2 separate regions of the Homo sapiens genome follow, and region 1 is linked to region 2. Evidence: chromatin contacts called from ENCODE Hi-C or POLR2A ChIA-PET data. All regions are on one chromosome and are shown on one strand. Each heading gives the region's core, a stretch centred on a gene start or an enhancer-like site at or near the end of the contact. The rest is flanking DNA. Distances are from core to core; before and after follow the strand shown. Region 1 overlaps SLC37A1 (solute carrier family 37 member 1). Region 2 overlaps C2CD2 (C2 calcium dependent domain containing 2).

What was found. A loop is a pair of places that touch in the nucleus more often than their neighbours do. ChIA-PET counts read pairs that join two places held with the same protein, here RNA polymerase II (POLR2A). Pooled maps may share reads with other maps.
Region 1: a loop to region 2 is called in a pooled map, with 5 times the contacts of the local background. The contact joins two enhancer-like sites. A Hi-C loop is called at or near these places in 1 of 168 maps with a recorded cell type or tissue (B cell), 5 of 37 single-sample maps with no recorded cell type and 9 of 50 pooled maps. POLR2A ChIA-PET finds 5 or more read pairs at or near these places in 1 of 52 experiments (T-cell).

What each region holds. Positions count from the first base shown.
Region 1 is chr21:42,523,486-42,528,711 of GRCh38, reverse strand. It overlaps SLC37A1 (solute carrier family 37 member 1), which reads right to left. Exons shown (of 20, transcript NM_001320537.2): 3 at 2,855-2,936. It overlaps LOC107987299 (a long non-coding RNA gene), which reads left to right. Exons shown (of 2, transcript XR_007067878.1): 2 at 1-3,112. Among named protein-coding and RNA genes, the nearest start is that of SLC37A1, 12 kb to the right of the region's middle. RefSeq lists an enhancer at 3,427-3,516. Within about 2 kb of position 3,976, at least 28 of the 41 ENCODE cell types and tissues checked have a DNase peak (open chromatin) inside an H3K27ac peak, as active enhancers do; they include B cell, where a contact is called at or near this core.
Region 2 is chr21:41,919,948-41,925,060 of GRCh38, reverse strand. C2CD2 (C2 calcium dependent domain containing 2) reads left to right here. Exons shown (of 14, transcript NM_015500.2): 3 at 2,976-3,089. Among named protein-coding and RNA genes, the nearest start is that of SNORA91, 26 kb to the left of the region's middle. Within about 2 kb of position 1,814, at least 6 of the 41 ENCODE cell types and tissues checked have a DNase peak (open chromatin) inside an H3K27ac peak, as active enhancers do; they include B cell, where a contact is called at or near this core.

The DNA.
Region 1 (5,226 bases), core at 2,727-5,226, 600 kb before region 2:
GATTACAGGCGCCTGTCACCATGCCTGGTTAATTTTTTTTGTATTTTTAGTATAGATAGGGTTTCACTATGTTGGCCAGTTTGGTCTTGAACTCCTGACCTCAGGTGATCCGCCCACCTCGGCCTCCCAAAGTGCTGGGATTACAGGCGTGAGCCACTGCGCCTAGCCAGTTTTCTCCTTTTAAGTCCTGTGTGTCCAGAGAGGGGTGGGCACACTCACATTCAAATCAATGCTGCCATCCCCCTGGCTCCAGGGACCCCTGCAGTTTAAGCTTCTCCGGGAAGCCTCTGCTTTCAGGTTTCTTTTCTGGCCCAGTCCAGGTGAAAAGAGCTCGCACTAAGATCTCTGCTGGGAGTCAGACTCACCTGTCTACCAGCTTGGGCAGACGCTTGCCTTGAGTCCTGAGGCTAGGCCACAGCTGGAGCAGCAGATAGAAGGGACAGGGTTGCACTTATAACACCACTATCCTCCCAGCCCTGGTTTTATCATCATCATCGAGAAAAATACAATTAATCAGCAGTGATCAAAGGTAAGTCTAAACATTCCATTTAACTAACTTAAATGTGACCTGGTGTGCCGTGTCATTCTATAAATGACATAACAGAATAAGACTCACTTTCTAATTCACAGCCTCTGGTTCAATTTCAAGTAAGCAAATACATTTTGCTTTGGTTTTGCTTACAATATTCTGGGAAATGCAGGCTATAAATAATCACTCAACTGTTTTGTGGGTCAACAGAATCACTACTACTTTCAGTTTCGTTGATGCCATTTATATCATGAGCTCAAGCACACGGGCGCTTCAGAAGGCACTATAAAGTTTAGTTTTGATGTGGTGTGATGTTCTGATCTATCTTGAAAGGTAAAGAAACCCACAGGATTCAGCGTCAAGCCAATCCATGCCCAGGCACATCGCAGCTGCTAGGTCAGGAAATCTGTGCGTTTAGGAGGCTCTGAGGGTGATGCTGGGACTGTACTCAGGTAATTAAACCCGGACAAACCCTGAGGCACAGAGAGGATGAGTAGGGGCCCTGGAGGCAGCCTGACCCACAGGGAATTCTCGAGTGTGTGGCAGCCCTGCCTGGGGAACGAAGACCCGAGCCTCAATTTCCTCACAGGGGCACTCGCAGGGTTGCTGTGAGGATCACAGGGGTAATGTATGTGGCAGTTTGTCATACCCCAGGGCTCTGTAAGCGGCAGTTATTTATATTGTTACTTATGACACTGAACTAAGAGCTGACCCTGACGCCGCCTCCTCAGAAGCCCTAAGTCTTGAGTGGCCTGGACACCACTACACACGAGAGTCAGGGGCGGGGGCTTTGAGATGGACCACCAGGAAAGCCGGGAGAGGGACCGGGACAGGGCTCCCACTTGCTCCTGGCTCACAGGGGCCCTCATAGTCATCAGGTGGACCCCAACAGCTGTGGCCTGACAAAGATTCCCCCAAAGGCCAGCCCACCTTACACGCTACATCTGCCCCAACAGCCCCCCAGCCCAACAGGTGGTGCCTTCATGGAGATGCCCATCCCTGCACGTAGCACTCAAGGCAGTTCTCCCACCTGTAAAGCTGTTTTTCTTCCCCTACAATCCACACCCAACCTTTCTAGGTCAATCCTGAAACCCCACACAAGCTCCCCAACTACACCAGATCCTTCAACTCCAACACGCTCACCAAGTCTCTTCAATAGTCACTTCCATCTTTATAATTTACCATTTTCTTGAGCTGTTTGTATATTTCTCTAACCAGAAAGACAAGAAGTAGTAGTATTCAGATTTATAATGACTGGTTACTGGTACTGATTTGAGAGTTTCTTGTCAAGCGGATGAGTGTTTAAGGCCCACCACCTCTTTTCATATTCTTCTCTCTTAAAAACCACATTTTCAAAGGTCTGCAAACGTTTTCCACAGTCAACAACTTGAGAGGCATGGAAGTTTCTTGCTTATCAGGGGCCAAGGGGGAATTTTAGAATCTTTTGGGTAAATGAATGTTTAACATCCCCTGAAAGCTGCTGGAGAGTGGGGAACCTAGGACCGTCACAAAACAGCCAGCCTCTGCATTGCCTCTGCCGACCAGGGCTGCAGAGGGCAGCCACCCAGGGCTCAGCCACCGGCAGGAGTGGAGGAAGCACAGCTCCAAAGGTCACAGAATTGCAGTCCTGGAGCTGGGTCCCTGCCAACTCCCGGAGAGTGAGCGAGGGGCCACTGGGCTGTGAATGCACTGTCTCTGGCAGTGGATGATTTCCTCGTTCTTCTACGATAGAGACTCTAATGCCTCTCAGGCCCCTGATGGTCTACAGGCCGGGTGACGTAATCCCAATGAGGGTAAGAAAATTATTCCTGCTTTTCTCCAGGTTATAACTGGTGATTATGTAGGCTTGTCTGCTTTAATCTTCTTTTCTCAAAGTCTAGTAGAACACCTGCTTAACAACTTCCTGCCCACCCATCACTCAGACAAAAATGCAGCGTTCCAAGAACAATGGAGAGCCACCTCCGCAGCCAGACCTAGGGTTGGATCGCACGAAGAGCTGGAATTTGGGGAACCACTTAAGACTGGATACATTTGGAAGGAACAGTCACACAAGATAAAATAAATATTTAGCTAAGCTTTCAAATTCTGGAAATGTCAACTAATAAAACTAAAAGTCTACTACCTCTGAAAGTATAAATCCAAAAAACATTTAAAAGACTTTAATTTTAGCAAAGGGAAACCGAAAAGCCAAAGCAGCAGAATAACTTGTTTCTACATAATCTGTTTCCCCATGTACCTGCTACCATCCCCATCCTCTGCCCCACAAGCTTTTCAAGTGACGAACTCCTCACAGAGACGACAGGCAGTGCTTTCCATGATTCTTACCTTAACTATGCTGATAGGCTTTCGAGATAAGTGAAAACTTGCATACAGCAGAAATGTCAAAATAAAAATGAAGGCTCTGTACCTGAAACACAAAACAGTGGGAGAGGATGATATGAAATAACAGAAGTTATGTTAGGAATACATATCACTGTGTTCTGAAACGTTCTTATGCTGTGTATTATTCATTCAGTTCTACAGCCATTATCAATATTACTTATGTCACTATAATATTGGAACATTAAAAAATATTGCCACGTTTGCTTTGTCCAAATGGAAACTGAACACTGTAAGAGACAGGAAAAACCAGACTGCTTTTCCTACCCTCATGCACAACACACAACATACCATACTTCTAACACTACGTGTGTAGGGGTTTTCCCCATATACCAAGCAATTCTCCAGCTGACACTGGATGTCCTCTAAGTGAATTCAATTCTCACACTGTCTTCCAGGAGTCAGCATCAGCCCCCACAGGGCGGGGCTCCGGCCGAGGCTGCCCCGCTTCACATGCCAATGGCAACAAGCCCCAGGTTGTGACCTGCTCCTCTGACCAACTGGCTCTCAGGGTGGTTCCCAAGAACCCCTTCTCAGGTTCGATTAATTTGCCAGAGCAGCTCGTAGAACTCAGGGAAACACATTTACTGCTTTATTATAAACGATGTTACAAAGAATACATACAGATGAAGAGATGCACAGGGCGAGGTATGGGGCAGGGAGCTCGGAGCTGCTGTGCCCTCGCCAGGGCTCCACCCTCCGGGAACCTCCCCGTGCTCAGCAGCCTGCAAGCCCCCAAACGCTGTCGTTGAGGGAGTCTGTGGAGGCCTCATTACACAGGCACGATCGAGCAGAACACCGGCCACTGGTGATCCACTCCACCTCTGCGGGCTCCCTCCCCTCCCCAGAGGTCCACGGGTGGAGTCCCAACCTCTAATCACGTGGTCGGTTGCCCTGGCAACCAGTCCCCCAGGAGGTTGTCCTGGGGCCCGCCACAGTCACCTCATTAGCAAACAAAAAGACACTCAGCACTAAAGGTTGTAGGAGCTGTGTGCCCAGAACCAGGGCCAGAGACCAAAAGCATGTTTCTTATTATTACGTCACAATATCAAAAGCATTCATCTATTTAAAGAAACCGTAACCAAAGGGAAACCTGGGACTCGAGATGCACACTTGAGTTTACAAAGCAGAACAAGCACGATGAAATGTTTAGTTTACAACAAAACTAACCACAAGTTTCTGGCGTAGCCTGCTATCCTGGGCAATTAAGATCATATTTATTTTTGGCTCTTTGGTTTCTATGCAACTTTTCAGAAGCACACAAGCAAGGCAGACATATAAATATTTCACGGCCCTCAAAGAGAAAAAGGCAGTGACGCTGGCAGGCTCTCAATAGGCCAGTGACAGAAACACTGGTACAAAGCCCCTCGCTCAGTTTGGCTGGGAGAAAAGCAGCCGAAAGAGTCAGCATGAGTGTGAGGAAGAAAGAAGAAAAGAAGGTGCCTTAGAAAGAAGACAAAGGGCAACTCCAGTCTAAGAGTCTCAACCACCGCATAGAAAAATACTTTTTGGGGCAACAAAATGGGTTGGGAGAAAGAAGTATTTGACAGGAGTGGAAGGCGAGGGGCAGCTCTTCTGTGTCCTAGGCACATCTCCCTACCCTGGAGAACCTGTCCTGCTTGTGGCCTGGGAAGAGACTTCAAATGGCGCCACCAACAACCTGAATCAATAATTACCTAAGGCGGCGTCCTACACAGGACAAAGAAAGGCAGCGTTTCCGAGAGTCCCTGGGATAAGGGGTTGCTTCTCCCAGCTGCGCATCTACATTTTTAATGTTGTGATTTACTCCGAGGGAAGCTTTCCACAAGTAACTAAAATCCTAGGATCCCAGAGCTGCCTTCTTCTCTGGTCACCAGCTAAAGTAGGGGTCAAATAAATATTTCCAGATTTTTCTTAAAAAAAAAAAGGCCATATTTCAGGTGGGAAAGAAAGGTTGGTGGCTCCGTGTGACACAAAACTACAACCTTTGGAATGCCTGTGCCTTTGGGGAAGGAACCAAACCAAACCAACTCGCAGAATACCTGCTGACTGAAGACAGAAATTCCCCAGTGCTCTCTTCTTCATCAGGGAACTATCTTCCAATGGCCTTTCTCCAATTCTTCCTCTCCAAGCCCATGGCAAGGGCCAAATGGGAAAAAAGCGAAACCCTAAAAGGCGAGCCTATCATTTATCCCAAAGCCCAAAGAACAAAGGCTATGTGGGTACAGTGGATTTGCTCCAGAAGCCCCGGCCTCTGTCCTCGTGTTTCTGAAAACCATCCTTTCTGGCAAGGAAAGAAAGTCTCAGCGCTTTGGATGAAGCTCTCTGTTAGGCCACCA
Region 2 (5,113 bases), core at 565-3,064:
TCACACATTCTGTCCTAGAGTAGAATGTAGAGATTACATTACCTTAGTGATGGGGCTTCAGTGATTACTTATGAGCTTTGGAGTCCCGCATTCTAGAAGTTTTAAAGTCTTTTTATCTATTTACTTATTTATTTGCTTGCTTTTAATCAAGTGCTTGGTTCTCTGTGTATCAGGGAGTGCGTGGTGGGAAGCTTTCTGCAGAACTGGATACGAAAGAAAATGAAATTCTTTCTTGCTCGGGTTGAGGCTCTGAGTCTGTTTTCTTGGTACAATGCTGATTAGCTTAGTAGAGAAGGCTCCAGAGGAATTATGCAGTGCTCAGAGTCAGGGTTGGGTTTTTAAATTTATTTTTATTTTTTATTTTTTACTTTAAGCAGTAAAAGGAGTGGGCTGTTGAGACCAAGGACAGGGAATTTTCTCAGTGTCATGCCATTGGTGCGTGTAACTCATCTGGCCACAAAGCATGTTCCTCCGTAAAGGACTGTTTATAGATCATTTATTTTTAACATGAATAGACAACATTTCTTATACAAACATTTTTTTGTTCTGGCCCTTTGTGAACTCTGGAGATGATGGAAATATGTAATTAACTCATGTGTATCAGTCTTCTGAACGTGGCGTTATAAGAACCGGTAGAAAGAGTTGCACGACTTTCTGCCAATATTGAGAGAAGGCAGGATTTTCTTTTTCTAGCTCTGTGGCATTGAGGTATTTGGTTGTGGATATTGGATGTTGACCCCTGCCCGGGCCTTAGTGCCCAGGTTCCGTTTTTGTTCCAGAGTGGGATGGGCCACTGGTGGGAAGAGCTGGACCCAGGGCTTGGCTGCGGCCAGGAGCCAGCAGATGAGAAAGTACAGGGGAATGTCCTAGCCCTGAACTTGGGGGAATAGCAGGCCCTGACTGAGTAATTATTTTGATAATCTTTCCATTTGGTATTTTAGATTCTGATAAATCCACCAGAGAATTAAAGAATTTTCTCTTCCTGTCCTGTGACTCCCTGCAGTGGAGTCAGTGGTTCTTTTGGGAATGAGGAGGTCAGTCTGACTTACCCTCAGCTCCTGGTAGCTTTGCTTTTTGGCCAAACACTGGCCACCTACGGAACCCCCTTGTGCCTGCCCTGTGGTCCAGCCCACTGTGCCCCTGGCCTCCCCTCTCCTCCTCCTGGCCAGTACACACCTGGCACCTGGCCTGGTAATTATCCCACACGTGTCTGCTTGGCCCTCTGCCCCCGGGAGGGGAGCGGGGAGGGGTCTGACCTCTCATTCTACATCAGCTTCTGTAGAGGAATCTGTGGCAGAAACTAGATCTCTCTCTGTGCCATGGTAGCTGTGAAAAGCACCCCTCTTAATACTGTATGATTATGATTTATGTCAGGAAACCACAGTTTGGTTTATTCCTGAGGTTATTATCTTTCTCTGTCTGACAGTTTCTTCAACGAGCTCATTTTATAATTCTGGTTTTGGTACGGCTGCATAATTTTATAATTGTTTGATACTTTGTATGTTTTTCCAATTACTCCCACCTTTTTGAAAACCATGATCGCCTCGAAATTATTTAGGTGGAAGCAACCCATTGTGTTCTGGGTAATTTAAGAAAACTTTTTTTACTTCTAACATCTATAACTTACTTTCTCTTTAAGACTCATTTTTAGCAAAAGAACTTGGCTAATGGCTTTGACTGTGTATGAATGTGGAAACATTTGGGGAATTAAAAATCAGCTATTGTGGAGAAATAGAACAAGATGATATTTAAAGAAAAAGACTTTGTTGGCCGGGCACGGTGGCTCATGCCTGTAATCCTAGCACTTTGGAAGGCCGAGGTGGGCGGATCACGAGGTGAGGAGATCGAGACCCTCCTGGCTAATGGTGAAACCCCGTCTCTACTAAAAACACAAAAAATTAGCCGGGAGTAGTAGCACACGCCTGTAAACCCAGCCACTCGGGAGTTTGAGGCAGGAGAATCGTGTGAACCCGGGAGGCGGAGGTTGCAGTGAGCTAAGATTGTGCCACTGCACTCCAACCTGGGCGACAGAGTGAAACTCCATCTCCAAAAAAAAAAAAAGGAAAAAGACTGTATTACATGTGGAAAGCGCATGATAACTAGATTTGGTCAAGACTTTAGCTGCTAAGAAAGTCATCAGGAAGCAAAGATTTGAAACATTGTTTCTGGTTTTCAAACTATATTATAGAAAAGGTTTTAATCTGAATATTTATCCAACTTTGAAACTCTAAATTTGTATCCTTGCTAACATATAAAGTCCAGATTATTTTGATATAAAGATGCCTAGGCCAGGCGTGGTGGCTCACACCTGTAATCCCAGCACTTTGGGAGGCTGAGGTGGGTAGATCAGCTGAGGCCAGGAGTTCGAGACTGGCCTGGCCAACATGGTGAAACTTTGTCTCTACTAAAAATACAAAAATTTGCTGGCCATGGTGGCACACACCTGTAATCCCAGCTACTTGGGAGGCTGAGGTGGGAGAATCACTTGAACCAGGGAGGCGGAGGTTGCAGTGAGCCGAGATTGCTCCACTGCACTTCAGCCTGGGTGACAGAGTGAGACTCCGTCTCAAAAAAAAAAAAAAAAGATGCCTATGGCAGCTGAGCACAGTGGCTCATGCCTGCAATCCCAGCACTTTGGGAGGCCAAGGTGGGAAGATTGTTTGAGCTCAGGAGTTCAAAACCAGCCTCAGTAATACAGGTAGAGCCCATCTTTACAAAAAAGACAAAAACAAAAATTAGGTGGGTGTGGGGGCACACCCCTGTAGTTTCATGTACTCAGGAGGCTGAGGTGGGAAGATCGCCTGAGCTGGGGAGGTGGAGGTTGCAGTGAGCTGAGATCGCGCCACTGCACTCCAGCCTGGGCGACAGAGTGAGACCTTGTCTCAAAAAAAAAAAAAGAAGAAGAAGAAGATGCGTATGCACGCGCTGTCCTTTGTTTTGGATACAGTTTTCTCCCTTACCTGTGCCTCCTCCAGGTGGTGGTCTGTCACGTGGTGGGCCAGGCTATTCAGTTCTTGGTCAGCGAGACGCCTGCCTTGGGTGCTGGATGCCGGCTGTACGACATGCGGCTCTCCCCTTTCCATTTACAGGTAAAGATGTGTAGACTTTGCAAGTTATGAGACCCGTCACAGTTCTCAGAAATGTGAAGAGTGAGCATGGTGTGAGTCAGAGGGCTGTAACGTTCATGTTTTTATTAATTATCATTCATGTCATAATTTTCAAACTGTAACCTTTCATATAGGATTTTCTATGTAGGAAATGATCACACACACTACACATTACACACACACACTACACACACACACATACATTTATAATAAACTCAGGGGTTGCCTCTTTCGGGCATTTGAATGAGGCAGGGTGTTGTTGACGGATATGATAAGGCAGGTGGCATCTGAGAGGAGAAAAGTAGTTCTGGTTCCGAATCCAGCGCTGGTTGCAGCTTGGAAACACAGCTGAGTGGCTGCCGTGGGGCATTCCTCTTTTCAGTTTTTGACAAAGTTGATTTAAAAAGAACCCCCTTATTATTTTTATAAGTTAAAAAATTAGTATTACCATTATTCCATGTTTTCATAATAGACATAAGAATAAAGACATATATATAATTTTACACATCTCTATAATTTTATAGAGAGAGACTTACGGATCTCTAATAATTACAATAAGCCCAGTGAGACTTTGGTTGCCCAAATCATCAGAGAGCTGTGCGTCTCTCACATCCGGCCAGATATTCACTGGAGTTCCTCTTTAGCTGGTATTTAAAAATTGCAGATGTCTGGGCTTGTTTCGAGGGTCACTGCCAGTTCAATGCCCTGTTTCATCTCCCGTGTCCCGTGTCCTTGGACTTGACTCCTAATTTGGGGGATGAGCTCAAGTCATGCAGAATTCCCAATCACAAGGGAAGGTGACATCCTGTATGCTTTTCCTACAAAGGCATGGTTTTAAATAGCCAGCACTAACAAGATTTCCTGGCTACCTAAGTGGCTTTTTTCTGAAATCCACCCCGCTAGTTCCTCAGCCCCACTCCAGCAGCACCCCCTTTGAGGGAATTGAAGAGGTGAAGAGTTGGCATCGTGGATTTGTGAGGCGTTCATGCTCTCCTACATCCCCCAGATGTTTTGGACAATGTGATGAGAAAATAACCTGCAAAGTCTGGGTCATATTTACCCAACATTTGATGCATGTTTTGGAACTGAATGAGACCAGAGAGGATCACAAACACAAATGAAGAAATGTCATTTCTGACATTGTGTTTATTATATCAAAGCATTCATGCCATTTTAAGCAGCTCACACAGAAGGAACACAATTGTATCTTTGATCTGTTAACACAGTTAGGAACCAATATGTGGATTACCTCTCAGCGCAGAGGCAGCTGCTAGAGATGGGTAAATAATTGATGCTAGCGGCAGGAGGCGTTCCCGCTTCTCTGATGTTCCTCCAACCAGAGATGCAAGAGTGGTCTCCATCGACTGAGCTGTCTGTGTCAAAACAATTAAAGTGCACTTTTCCACTAGAATTACCTAATTTTTTTCCTAGAATTACCAGACAAGGAAGGCAGGTTGGAGACAGTTATGAAGTAGAAGTCATCGTTTTTCTCTTACCCTGCTTCTAGCATGAGGTGAGAGTCCACTTACTCAGATAGTCTGAAGTCGTTCTTCCCTTTTGTTTAGGAGTGGGGAAGGAATGGAGATCTGCAAAGTTAAGATTTTTGCTTTGGACGGAGCATCTAGCTGAAGAATAAAGGATGCAATATTAGCTTTCTATGGCTGTGGAAACAAATGACCCTGAACAGTTTAAAACAGCACAGATTGGTGATGCCATCGTGAAGGAGGCCAGGTGTCCGGCCAGGCCCAAATCCAGGAGCTGTCAGGGCTGCCTGCCTTAGCGGCAGTCACAGGGGAGTCTGTTCGTTGCTTTTGGGGTTGTTGGTAGAATTTCATTCCATGGGATTACGGGACTGAGTTCCATTTTCTTGTGGCTGTCAGTGGAGGGCCATTTCCGGCTCCTTGAGGCACCCCATTTTTTGGCTCAGGGTGCCTTCCTCCACGTCCACACCCGCAGGGATGCCTGCAGTCCTCACGTCACATGCCCTGGCCCCTCTTCTCCCGTGC